Regions from separate parts of the Homo sapiens genome. Here regions 2 and 3 are each linked to region 1. A link is an interaction called in ENCODE POLR2A ChIA-PET data of the cell type or tissue named here. Cell type or tissue: MCF 10A. All regions are shown on one strand. Region 1 holds the start of PCDHAC1 (protocadherin alpha subfamily C, 1). Region 2 holds the start of PCDHA12 (protocadherin alpha 12). Region 3 overlaps PCDHA1 (protocadherin alpha 1).

The links. ChIA-PET counts read pairs that join two places held together with the same protein. Peaks named below come from ENCODE experiments on the same cell type or tissue, not always from the same donor. Only the 100,000 strongest peaks of a DNase experiment are listed, where the experiment ranks them.
Region 2: POLR2A ChIA-PET joins it to region 1 with 49 read pairs; 7 of 35 experiments call an interaction of 5 or more read pairs at or near these places.
Region 3: POLR2A ChIA-PET joins it to region 1 with 18 read pairs; 9 of 35 experiments call an interaction of 5 or more read pairs at or near these places.

The regions. Positions count from the first base shown.
Region 1 is chr5:140,924,414-140,928,413 of GRCh38, forward strand. All of the region lies in intron 1 of PCDHA1 (protocadherin alpha 1), which reads left to right. All of the region lies in intron 1 of PCDHA2 (protocadherin alpha 2), which reads left to right. All of the region lies in intron 1 of PCDHA3 (protocadherin alpha 3), which reads left to right. All of the region lies in intron 1 of PCDHA4 (protocadherin alpha 4), which reads left to right. It also overlaps PCDHA5, PCDHA6, PCDHA7, PCDHA8, PCDHA9 and PCDHA10, and 5 more genes. RefSeq lists enhancers at 2,469-3,026, 3,588-4,000. In MCF 10A, a CTCF peak has its summit at 2,212; a DNase peak (open chromatin) is centred at 2,238.
Region 2 is chr5:140,873,222-140,877,221 of GRCh38, forward strand. The region is part of intron 1 of PCDHA1 (protocadherin alpha 1); the gene reads left to right. All of the region lies in intron 1 of PCDHA2 (protocadherin alpha 2), which reads left to right. The region is part of intron 1 of PCDHA3 (protocadherin alpha 3); the gene reads left to right. All of the region lies in intron 1 of PCDHA4 (protocadherin alpha 4), which reads left to right. It also overlaps PCDHA5, PCDHA6, PCDHA7, PCDHA8, PCDHA9 and PCDHA10, and 4 more genes. In MCF 10A, CTCF peaks have their summits at 2,038 and 2,713 (motif pointing right); DNase peaks (open chromatin) are centred at 2,070 and 2,700.
Region 3 is chr5:140,974,834-140,978,833 of GRCh38, forward strand. The region is part of intron 1 of PCDHA1 (protocadherin alpha 1); the gene reads left to right. All of the region lies in intron 1 of PCDHA2 (protocadherin alpha 2), which reads left to right. The region is part of intron 1 of PCDHA3 (protocadherin alpha 3); the gene reads left to right. All of the region lies in intron 1 of PCDHA4 (protocadherin alpha 4), which reads left to right. It also overlaps PCDHA5, PCDHA6, PCDHA7, PCDHA8, PCDHA9 and PCDHA10, and 6 more genes. Among named protein-coding and RNA genes, the nearest start is that of PCDHAC2, 10 kb to the left of the region's middle. In MCF 10A, no CTCF peak of the experiment used is centred here; a DNase peak (open chromatin) is centred at 2,358.

The sequences.
Region 1 (4,000 bases):
CCTTTCTAGTTCCCTAGAAGAGATAACGAATGGGTTTGTGTGTTTAGGGAGGTAACTGGTTTTTAGTGGAACACTGGCATTATCAATCCCACTCTTAGTGTTAAAAAGAGAATGCCCGAGCTACCCCTCTCCCCACCATTTTAATCAGCAATTTTTAAATGTTTTCAAATATTATAGAAATATGCAGGCTGATGCCAGGTGCGGTGGCATGGGGCTCACACCTGTAATCCCAGCACTTTGGGAGGCCGAGGCAGGCCAATCACTTGAGGTCAGGAGTTCGAGACCAGCTTGTGCAACATGGCGAAACCTCACCTCTAATAAAAATACAAAAATTAACCGAGCATGGTGGTGCGCGCTTGTAGTCCTAGCTACTTAGGAGGCTGAGGCAAGAGAATCGCTTGAACCTGGGAGGGGGAGGTTGCAGGGAGCTCAGATCGTGCCACTGCACTCCAGCCTGGGTGACAGAGCAAGAACCTGTCTCAAAAAAAAAAATAAAATAAAATAAAATAAAATAAAATAAAATAAAAAGTTAAAAAAAAAATGCAAGGTGAGTGCAGTGGCTCATGTCTGTAATCCTAGCACTTTAGGAGGCTGAGATAAGATGGGAGGATCGCTTGAGCCCAGAAGTTTGAGACCAGACTGGGCAACAAAGCAACACGCTCATCTGGAAAGGAAGGAAGGAAGGAAGGAAGGAGGGAAGGAAGGAAGGAAAAAAAATTTCAAACATACACAAAAGTTGAGAGAATTGTGTAATTGACCCCAATGTACCATCACCCAGCTTCAATAATTATCGATACTTTTAGGCAGGTTTCTACCAGAAAATATGTCCTGGAAACTTTAATTCTTGATCTGTGTTCAGATTTTGCCTTTCAAATGTTTCATTATTGGGGCTTTGGACATATTGCACCTGTATTAAAAGAAGGATTTGAGTGAGGAATTTAGTGCTTCATAGTCAATAGTCAATGAGTCTCCTTTTGGCTCGCCTCCTTCTTAGGGAAAGGAACTGGTTGTAGGGTGTTAGGCAGAATTTGGGTGTATCTGTTGTGGCTCAGAGATGTTTCTCATAGAACTGATCACTGTCCCAATATCCACGCAAAAGACCAAATTAAAAGCGAGGAGAAATACCTAATGTAAATGACAAGTTAATGGGTGCAGCACACCAACATGGCGCATGTATACATATGTAACAAACCTGCACGTTGTGCACATGTACCCTAGAACTTAAAGTATAATAATAATAATAATAATAATAATAATAATAATAAAGCGAGGGTGGGTATCTAGCCTATTCTTATCCTGCCTCATGGTGTTTTCTAAATATTTACAGAAAGAAAATTTACAGAGTAGTTTCCTGGTCAAACTCTAATGAGTATCTCAGTACTTTCCCCTCCACTTCTCACGTCTTCTTTGGGGACGGGTCGTCAAGTCTTTGAGTTTCTAGTTATTGCTATTGACTGGTTTATAACCTCCTCTTTCACCCAGATCGTCAAGGGCCGTTTGCAAAGCACTCCCAAGTAGAGCCTCTTGGAGAAGGAGAAACTGCTATCACGCAAAAAAAAAGCCTTGAGCTCGCTGGCTCCGCTGCCTCGAAAAGCCAGAGTCCGGAGGCAGTTTGATGCGGACACTATTCCCCAACCTTCTTCCCCTCCTTGTCGTCTCTATTGCCCTCTTGGCAGCTCCTGGGATACAAGAGGGTGCAGGACAGACTTCAACCCGCAGCAGGATCCAGCGCGGAAAGCTCTGCAGCAGGATCCAGCGCGGAAAGCCCCCCGCAGCACTTCTTTCGGGGGGCTCCTGTTTCCTTAAGCCTAGAAGGTGTGGTCGCTCACGTTCACCGTCCCGCCTCTCGCCGCCTCCGCTCGGCAGCTCCACGCTGAGTCCCGCCCTCTCCGCCGGAGAGGTGCGCCGGGGTCAGAGCGCCGGGACCCGACGCGCGGCTCCCAAAGGGCGGCAGGAAGAGCCCAGCTGGGCTCAGCCACAGTTATCAGCAATCTGCGGGCAGAGGATGTGGAGGTTAAGATCTGGGCAGCCTCAGGGCGTTGTCCTAGAAAACACCGTTTAAGGAGAGAAGTGTTAGTGTCTCGGGGCGTCTCCCAGGCTCCGCCCTGCGCCCGCAGCCAGCGTGGTGGTCGAGACCCCAGCCCGCTGCTACTGGAGACAGCACCTCTCGCGCCCGGGCGGGCGGCCTCGTCTCTGCACCCCTAGGCGGCGCTGCGCTCCTCAACACCCGGCCGGCTCCGCTTTCCCAGACGGCTGCCCAGCCTCCAGCCTAGCAAGCCCGGCTCCCAGCTGGCCAGCCCCGGCAATGCCGGCGTTCGGGAGGCGCAACGTCGGCGGTCGCTGAGTATCCAGCCCGCAGCAGTGACGGCCGGCAGGAGCGTGCTCTTCCCCGCGGCTCGTGCTCTCCAGGAGTCCGGAGCATGGTCCTGGGTCACCGTTGGTGTAGCGTGTTGGTGGAACGTGGACGCCTAGAGGGAGGATGGTGGGCTGTGGGGTGGCAGTTTTATGTTTGTGGGTTTCCTGCGGCGCTGCAGCGGGACAGCTCGAGTACTCAGTGCCGGAGGAGACGGAGCGGGGCGTAGCCGTAGGCAATCTCTCCGCGGACTTGAGGCTGCCAGCGGCCGCTATGTCCTCGCGGAACTTTCGCTTCCTTTCCAGCCACCGCGAGCTCTACTTCGGGGTGGATCTACCCAGCGGCAATTTGGTGGTCAGAGAGCCGGCGGACCGCGAACAGCTGTGCAGGGCCAAAGCTGCCTGCGTCTTGACCTACGACCTGGTGCTCGAGGACCCGCTGGAGCTGCACAAGATTCGGATTCACGTCCTGGACACCAATGACAACTCACCTCTCTTTCCTGCCGGCGACGTGCAGCTGCACATCCCCGAGTTCCTGACGCCCGGAGCCCGCTTTACTCTCCCGAATGCCCAAGATGACGACGAGGGAAGCAATGGGATACTAAGCTACAGCCTAAGCCCCAGTCAGCACTTTCGCCTGGACATGGGATCGCGGGTTGACGGCAGCGAATACCCGGAGTTGGTGTTGGAGAAAGCACTGGATCGCGAACAGCGCGCCACCCACCTGCTGGTGCTTACAGCTCGGGACGGCGGGCTACCTGCCCGCTCAGGAGACGCACAAGTCACCATCATTGTGGTGGACACAAATGACAACGCGCCTGTATTTGAGCGCTCCGTATACCGCACCAAGGTTCCAGAGACTGCACCCAATGGGACTGTGTTATTCCGAGTTCAAGCCTTGGATCCAGATGAAGGGTCCAATGGGGAAGTCCAGTACTCCCTAAGCAACAGCACGCAAGCAGAGCTGCGACACCGCTTTCACGTGCACCCTAAAAGTGGGGAGGTGCAAGTAGCTGCTTCACTAGGTCCGCCTGAAACGCTCTTGGAGGCATACATTGAGGCGAGGGACGAAGGTGTCTTTGGTTTAGCTAGCACCGCTAAACTGCTGGTGGAGGTGACTGACGTGAACGATCATGCCCCCGAACTGGACTTCCTGACTCTTTCGAACCCAGTACCTGAGGACGCTGCCCCTGGCACAGTGATTGCTCTCTTTAGTGTAAAGGATGAAGACCTCGATTCTAATGGTAGGGTCATTTGTGGCATGTCTAGTGCAGGCCCTTTTCAGCTGACGGCTTCCTTTGACAACTACTACAGCCTGCTGATTGATGGGCCCCTGGACCGGGAGCAGATCAGTGAATACCAAGTCCTGATCACGGCCTCAGATAGTGGCTCACCCCCACTTAGCACCCGAAGGACAATCACTGTGTCAGTTGCTGATGTGAATGACAATACACCAAACTTTCCTCAACCCCAGCAGGAACTTTTCGTTGCTGAAAACAATGGCCCTGGGGCCTCTCTAGGCCGAGTGTTTGCCCAGGACCCCGACCTGGGGAAGAATGGCCTTGTCTCTTATGAGCTGTTGGATGTTATCTCTGAAGGGCCATCAGCCTCTAGCTTGCTGGCAGTGGAATCATCCAGTGGGGCCATC
Region 2 (4,000 bases), 51 kb before region 1:
GCAACAATATAAAAATATAAAATATTTCAGACTCAAAAGTGATTAAACCATCATACCACTTATGAAACTTTATAAATATAATAAAGGTGAATATTAGATAGGGCATACATTACTCATCTCCAGATGAAATTTTTGGAATAACTGAAGATCTTTTAAAGACTTGGGAATGTTTTCAGTACAGGTTAAAATTTTGTAAATTATTATTTTATATCACATAAATAACAAATTTGCATTTTAGATAATTCAAATTACTTGGACTGATTTCTGCAAAGTTGTGTCTTTTATACTTAATGCCAAGATTGCATTCTATGGTATAAAATTATAATTTCAATTTATTTTCTAGTTTGGTTGTTTAAGTATTAAGCTAAACTTAGATGTTCCTATTGGCTTAACAATTTGTTTAGGTCAAAGAGTATGTGAGAACTACATAACACACTATTATTATTTGTTTCTTTTTGAGATAGAGTCTTGCTCTATCACCCAGGCTGGTGTGCAGTGGCGCAATCTCAGCTCACTGCAATCTCCACCTCCCATGTTCAAGCAATTCTCCTGCCTCAGCTTTCCGAGAAGCTGGGACTACAGGCATGCACCACCACTCCTGGCTAATTTTTGTATTTTTAGTAGAGATGGGTTTTCACCATGTTGGCCAGGCTGGTCTTGAACTCCTGACCTCAGGTGATCTGCCTGCCTCAGCCTCCCAAAGTGCTGGGATTACAGGTGTAAGTCACTGAGCCCAGCCTATTTTTTAAAATTAAAGTTCCTTAGCATGTATGGTACATTGACCACTTTTGAAAATGAAAAATAGGAAAGAAACTTGGTGATGATATTAGACAATTTAAATAATTAGCCTGATGACATCAAAATTCAAATATGTTTTTAATTACTTAACGTTTTATAGTTTATTTAAGTTATCTTATACTTGTAGAGCCATTCTTGGTTACTCTTTCCTGGTGTTGTAAAGGTGTCATATTTCAGTTGCCTTTATTATTATATGCAGTAGGAATGAATGGCAACAAATTATTGGTTTAAAGATTTTGACTTGAGTATTAATAGACTTACAAAATCTATGTGTACTTGTTCACAATGAGTTGTAGGATCTTATCTGTTTTTTTCTCTTAAAGCTGATCTTGAATTAATGAATAAACTCATGAAAGGTCTTTTGATGCCCCCTTGCATAACAGTCACCATTCTGATTTTCTGAAGAGAAGCATGTCCTAACTACTAAATGACCTGTAGGGGAAGATTTAGAGAAAAAGCAAAAGGTTGATATCAAGTTCACATTCTCTTGACTTTAGTCAATGAGATTAGGCTCCAAAACCCTTTAAGAGATCTTTCGCATTTTAGTGCTCCATTGTTGCTTTGGGATAGTGTGAAATTTGGAGGCTTCAACTAAACATTTTACATTAAAGTGCTTTACTTTTGCTAGAGTAAAACTTTCCAGAATCTATTCCTGAGATTTGTTTTAACATGTTATGGAAATGAGAGCAGTTATGTGAAAAGTTATCACATTCAAGCATCAAGGAACCAAACAATAACGCTCTCCATATTTATGATGAATTCTAACTTTCATCAGATTTATGAATAAGACAATTTATATAAATGAAATATTGTTTGGTATTAGACATATTTTAGTTTCTTATCCTTTGTTAAATACAAATTCCTAACTTTCTCTAAAATCTTACGATGGAGTGCTTGTGAAGGTTAAAAGTTATTGAAACAGCGGAATTGTAAGCTATATAAGGGGAGGGGTGCTGTATATTATTCTGTATATCATTTTCCATGATAAAGTGTAGGTTCTGGCCTACTGTATTTGAAAGATTTCTACTTTGAAGCAGAAAACATTTTTAAGCTACAGCGTAATAAAATTGTTGATGTTTTGTTACTAATATCATGTATATTAACTAAACCCGCATTTATAAATGATCCGTGAAAAATAACCCAAAGTCGAAACATTAGAATTAAGAGTGACCCAGGAAGTGGCTAAACCGAAAAGAACCTCAGGATCTTTCTTGTACTTACATAATCAGTCACATGATGTCGCTCTACACTCAGAAGGTGAAACAGGAAAATTTTTTTCTCCGCACCCACATTCCAATCATTCACGGAATAGGATCGACTCCATAATGACTGTGATGCTGGAAAAAATTTACTAAATATGTACTTACAGAAAAGGGTGACTGCTCATAAAATACCTCAGGCAAGCGATCCCTTAAAACTGATTGTCCCAACTCAGAGGCCCTCATTTTCTGCAATGGTGATTATCGGACCAAGAGGCCCGGGATCCCAGCGTCTGCTGCTCTCGCTTCTGCTCCTTGCAGCCTGGGAGGTGGGGAGCGGCCAGCTCCACTACTCCGTCTACGAGGAGGCCAAACACGGCACCTTCGTGGGCCGCATCGCTCAGGACCTGGGGCTGGAGCTGGCGGAGCTGGTGCCGCGCCTGTTCCGGGTGGCGTCCAAAAGACACGGGGACCTTCTGGAGGTAAATCTGCAGAATGGCATTTTGTTTGTGAATTCTCGGATCGACCGCGAGAAGCTGTGCGGGCGGAGCGCGGAGTGCAGTATCCACCTGGAGGTGATCGTGGACAGGCCGCTGCAGGTTTTCCATGTGGACGTGGAGGTGAAGGACATTAACGACAACCCGCCGGTGTTCAGAGAAAGGGAACAAAAGGTACCTGTTTCTGAATCTGCGCCTCTGGACTCTCATTTTCCTCTAGAGGGCGCTTCTGATGCGGATATCGGCGTAAACTCTCTTTTGACCTATGCGTTAAGTCTAAATGAGAATTTTGAGCTTAAAATAAAAACAAAAAAAGATAAAAGTATATTGCCTGAATTAGTTCTTCGGAAGTTATTGGACAGAGAGCAAACGCCAAAACTCAATTTATTGCTGATGGTAATCGATGGCGGTAAACCAGAACTAACAGGGTCTGTCCAGATTCAAATAACCGTCCTGGATGTGAATGACAATGGTCCGGCGTTTGATAAGCCCAGCTATAAAGTAGTGTTGTCTGAAAATGTCCAAAACGACACAAGAGTGATCCAACTAAATGCTTCCGATCCAGACGAAGGACTTAATGGAGAAATTTCCTATGGGATCAAAATGATTTTGCCAGTGAGTGAGAAATGTATGTTTTCAATAAATCCAGACACAGGTGAAATTAGAATTTATGGTGAACTGGATTTTGAAGAGAATAATGCCTATGAAATTCAGGTTAACGCCATTGATAAAGGGATTCCTTCCATGGCAGGTCACAGCATGGTCCTGGTGGAAGTTCTGGACGTGAATGACAATGTCCCTGAAGTAATGGTTACTTCACTGTCGCTCCCTGTGCAAGAGGATGCTCAGGTGGGTACCGTCATTGCCCTGATTAGCGTGTCGGATCGTGACTCTGGAGCCAATGGACAGGTCATCTGCTCACTGACACCTCATGTTCCCTTCAAGCTGGTGTCCACCTACAAGAATTACTACTCGTTGGTGCTGGACAGCGCCCTGGACCGCGAGAGCGTGTCGGCCTATGAGCTGGTGGTGACTGCGCGGGATGGGGGCTCGCCTTCGCTGTGGGCCACGGCTAGAGTGTCCGTGGAGGTGGCCGACGTGAACGACAATGCGCCTGCGTTCGCGCAGCCCGAGTACACAGTGTTCGTGAAGGAGAACAACCCGCCGGGCTGCCACATCTTCACGGTGTCGGCATGGGACGCGGACGCGCAGAAGAACGCGCTGGTGTCCTACTCGCTGGTGGAGCGGCGGGTGGGCGAGCACGCACTGTCGAGCTACGTGTCGGTGCACGCGGAGAGCGGCAAGGTGTACGCGCTGCAGCCGCTAGACCACGAGGAGCTGGAGCTGCTGCAGTTCCAGGTGAGCGCGCGCGACGCCGGCGTGCCGCCTCTGGGCAGCAACGTGACGCTGCAGGTGTTCGTGCTGGACGAGAACGACAACGCGCCGGCACTGCTGGCGACTCCGGCTGGCAGCGCAGGAGGCGCAGTTAGCGAGTTGGTACCGCGG
Region 3 (4,000 bases), 50 kb after region 1:
TTAAATGTTATATTCCCTTTTGCCTTAATGCGGAACAGTCTATGTATCCCTTTTCTGATGATTTGTAACAAATTACCACAAGTAAGTTGTTTAAAACACCACCTATTTGTTATCTCACAGTCCTGTACCATGTGGCTGAGTTGTCCGCTCAGGTATTCTCAAGGCTGAAATGAACACAGCTGGGCTGTGTTGTCCTTTGCAGGCTCTTAGGAAGAATCTACTATCGAGCTCATTCAGATTGTTGGCAGAATCCAGTTGTTTGGGGACTGAGATCTCTGTTTTCCTACTTACTATTGGCCTGGGGTCACTCTCAGTTCCTAGAGAACTGAGGACTCAGGACTCTTGTCCCATGGTCTGCTCCATCTTCATGGCTGGCACTGGAGAATCTTCCCTCACATGGAATCCCTCTTATGCTTCAGATCTCTCTGATTTCTGTCTCTGACCTCTAGACCCAGATTTAAAGAGCTCATGTGATTATGTCAGTCCCATCCAGATGATCTCCCTTTCTTAAAGCCAACTGTGCTACATAGCATAATGTAATCATGGGAATAAGATCCATCACAATCACAGTCTTGGAGACTATTCAGGGTGTGCACACCAGGATATAGGGATCTTGGGGCCATCTTGGAATTCTGCCTATCAGTTTATATCAATGTTCATAAAATAGCACTATGCAAAATCTGCAGTGGATATATTCTTAATACAGTCCTATTAGGAAGGAAAAGGAGATATTATATGCAGTCTCATGTCCCAGAGGGCAATTTGTTGATGTCTTCCACATGGATTTCCATGGTACGAAGATAGCATATTATTTCATTGAGTAGTTGTGTGAGTTTATTAATAAAATAGGGTATTTTAAACTTATTTTACTTTAAATCTTAGAAGAGGTGATTCATCCTTCTGTAGCTCAAATATTCTATGTCATAAATCACAGATAATACCATTACAAGATAAATTAAATCTTTTTTATAATTTTAATAGGAACTGAAGTGTATTCTTATTCTTCAGTAATACTACATCACCCATATGGACTACCTAATTGATTTTTTCCACATATGGAGTTTTGTGACCATTATTCTACCAAAAGACTAACCTTTGAAGCAATAGGACATATTAGAGTTCTTCACCAATAGAAAGTAAGCATAGTCCTGGGAGGTACCATCTAAGTATTAAAGAACTAAATAATCACAGTTATTTCAACTGTGATTGAAATTGTGATAGTAATATATGTCTTACTGTGTCAGATATATCAGTAGTCAACTTTTCAACTTGAATTTTTCCAAGTTTAATCAAGTTCTGGATGAAACTCATGTACATTTTACTACTTTTAGTTTTGTATTGTTTTAAATCAATATCCTGGAAACTCAGAAGTAAAAAAGAGAAAGAAGAAAAATATATGTCATTTCATGTAAATTTATTTAAAACACAGACTTTTGGCAAGGCACAGTGGCTCAAGCCTGTAATCCCAGCACTTTGGGAGGCCGAGGAGGGTGGATTGCCTGAGGTCAGGTGTTCAAGACCAGCCTGGCCAACATGGTGAAACCCCATCTCTACTAAAAATTCAAAAATTAGCCAGGTACGGTGGCAGATGCCTGTAATCCCAGCTACTAGGGAGGCTGGGGAAGAAGAATTGCTTGAATCCGGGAGGCAGAGGTTGCAGGGAGCCAAGATCGCGCCACTGCACACCAGCCTAAATGACAGAGTAAGACCCTATCTCATAAATAAATAAATAAATATAAATAAAACACAGACTTTTGTGTTAAGGGGACCTAAACATGACTGTCAGCTGAACTCAGCAATCAGACAAGTAATTTAATCTCTCCAAAGTTCAGATGTCTCATTTTTGCAATTTAAGTACAATAATGTTGACTTTGCATTATAGTTCATTTATTTAAACACATTTTAAAAACCTCCCAGATGCCAGAAGCCTGCTAGACTCTGACTATATAGCTACGCTTTTATGAATATCTGAAGATATGCATGTGTCTAATGAGCAAAACAGATATAATCCCTTTCATAGAGTTTACTGTCTGACAAAGAAAGAATTAGGATACATGCAACAGTATGTAATAAAGTGCAAAATCTAGTACTGTGTAGCTACTTAAAACATATTATATGCTTTCTTCCTTTCCTTTTCCCTGCCTGATCTTACTGCCATAAGAAATCTTGTAACTGTGATTCTGTCAAATGAATCTAAGAAGGATGTTGTTGCTGATGGACTAGTATAGAAAATAGCAGCATGACAAATTAAATGTGTCATTGGGGAAGTGAGATTGTATAATGAACTGAGTTTCCTGGTCAGTCCTGCTGGAACTGTGCCTTTCAGCAAAATGAGTTTGATGATTTCATTCCAAAGATCAAGTTGCAGCAATTTTCATCATGAATGTTACCCAATCATAGAAAAATTGGCAACATTTCTCAGCAGATGTTACAGTCTTTCTCAAAGGAAGGTTCTCTCAGCTGACAAGCTAACGATAGTGCTCCTGATGGCGAGGGGAGAGACGGTGATGATGACTGATTGATAAAAAGTATTTTAGTCATATTTCCAGGTTTATAAAATGATTTGCAAACATTTTCTTTTGTTCCCTCTAACACCGCTAGTAGATAATGGAAACTCCTTTGATTTGGTCTGTAGATAATTTTATGCTATGTTATATGGAATATCCACAGCATTTTGTGAACTTGAAAACAAAGGAGGAAGCAGCTTGCATATGCATATCTTGCTAGCAGATTGGTAGAATAGAGAGAGCAGTTAGCATGTGAGGACCATTGAGGTAAAGTATCCCAGAGTTGTAACTTTTTCTGGGCCTTGACTTTGGCTAATTCTCTGCATGCCAAATATCATGTAGCCATCCAGAAATCTGTCTGAATATTGAGATGGTGATCATTTCTCTCCTGGGTGTTATGAAGAAATGTGTTTATTAAATACTTTGCATCCCTTAAAGGAACTATATGAATGATAGGAATAAGAATTATTGACAGTTTTGAATGGTCTATTGATATTACTATGGCTTTGTTTCTACCAAATATGGTAAGTATAATGTAGAGGAAAATACAAAATACAACTTTTATCCCCCATTTTTTTCATTCAACTATACCTCAATATTCAGTGACAGGGCCACCTCAATCTCCGCCCATGAAAACGCATCTAGAGGAGTGTCACAAGTTTTTCACAGTGACATTTTTGCTTACTGATACAAGACAGTGATGGTGACTGATGATGTCCCAGTGATTTCTGAGTAGCTTCTAACCAGCACATAACTCCCCCAACAGTCTTTAAGTCTTTAGGTGCCCATATTTTCCTCTTTGTTCTCCCCCTTCAGACTGAGAGTTTGTAGAGAGAGGGCAACAGATCTTTTCAATACACAACTAATGCAAAATGTATCAGGTTTTTCTTGGATTTCAGCTACTCCCTGTTAAACAATCAGAGCTTAGTGAACAGTGATTCAGTGAGGAGGGAAAGCACTCAGGAAGGAGCAGGAACAAGTACAAGTTTATGAAAAGGATTAGCTAGCAAAACAAGGTCAAACTCTGCAATAGTTTGTTTTCCTCTCCCTAGTATCCCTCTTCAATCAGAAAAGAGACTGTTATCAGTTGCTGGTGTTATGACTGGGCACATCCGCCCTGGGTCAAATATGCTGCAGTCTGCAAAGCCAGCAGCAGATTGCAGTCCTCTGCAGTCCAGCCAGGCCAGCAGAACTTGTGTAGCCATGTGCCCTGTTATAGCTGTAATACTGAATTGGGAATGTTCCCTTAATGGGGCACTTGAGGGCAAAAGCAGTGAAAGCTTTTCCTTTCTCAAAGCAGACTGTTCTTCCCGTAGTGTTTTAAGAACACAGACATGTATTGGGCAAGGCAAAGCCAAAGGTGGCCTTTACAAGATTATTAAATCTGGTCTTCCAGGGTATCTAATCTGTGTGAGGACCCTGATGAACTAATTTTCTTCTAAAGTGCTATATATGTAGATATCATCATAGAGTTACACATGAAATGGCTCATT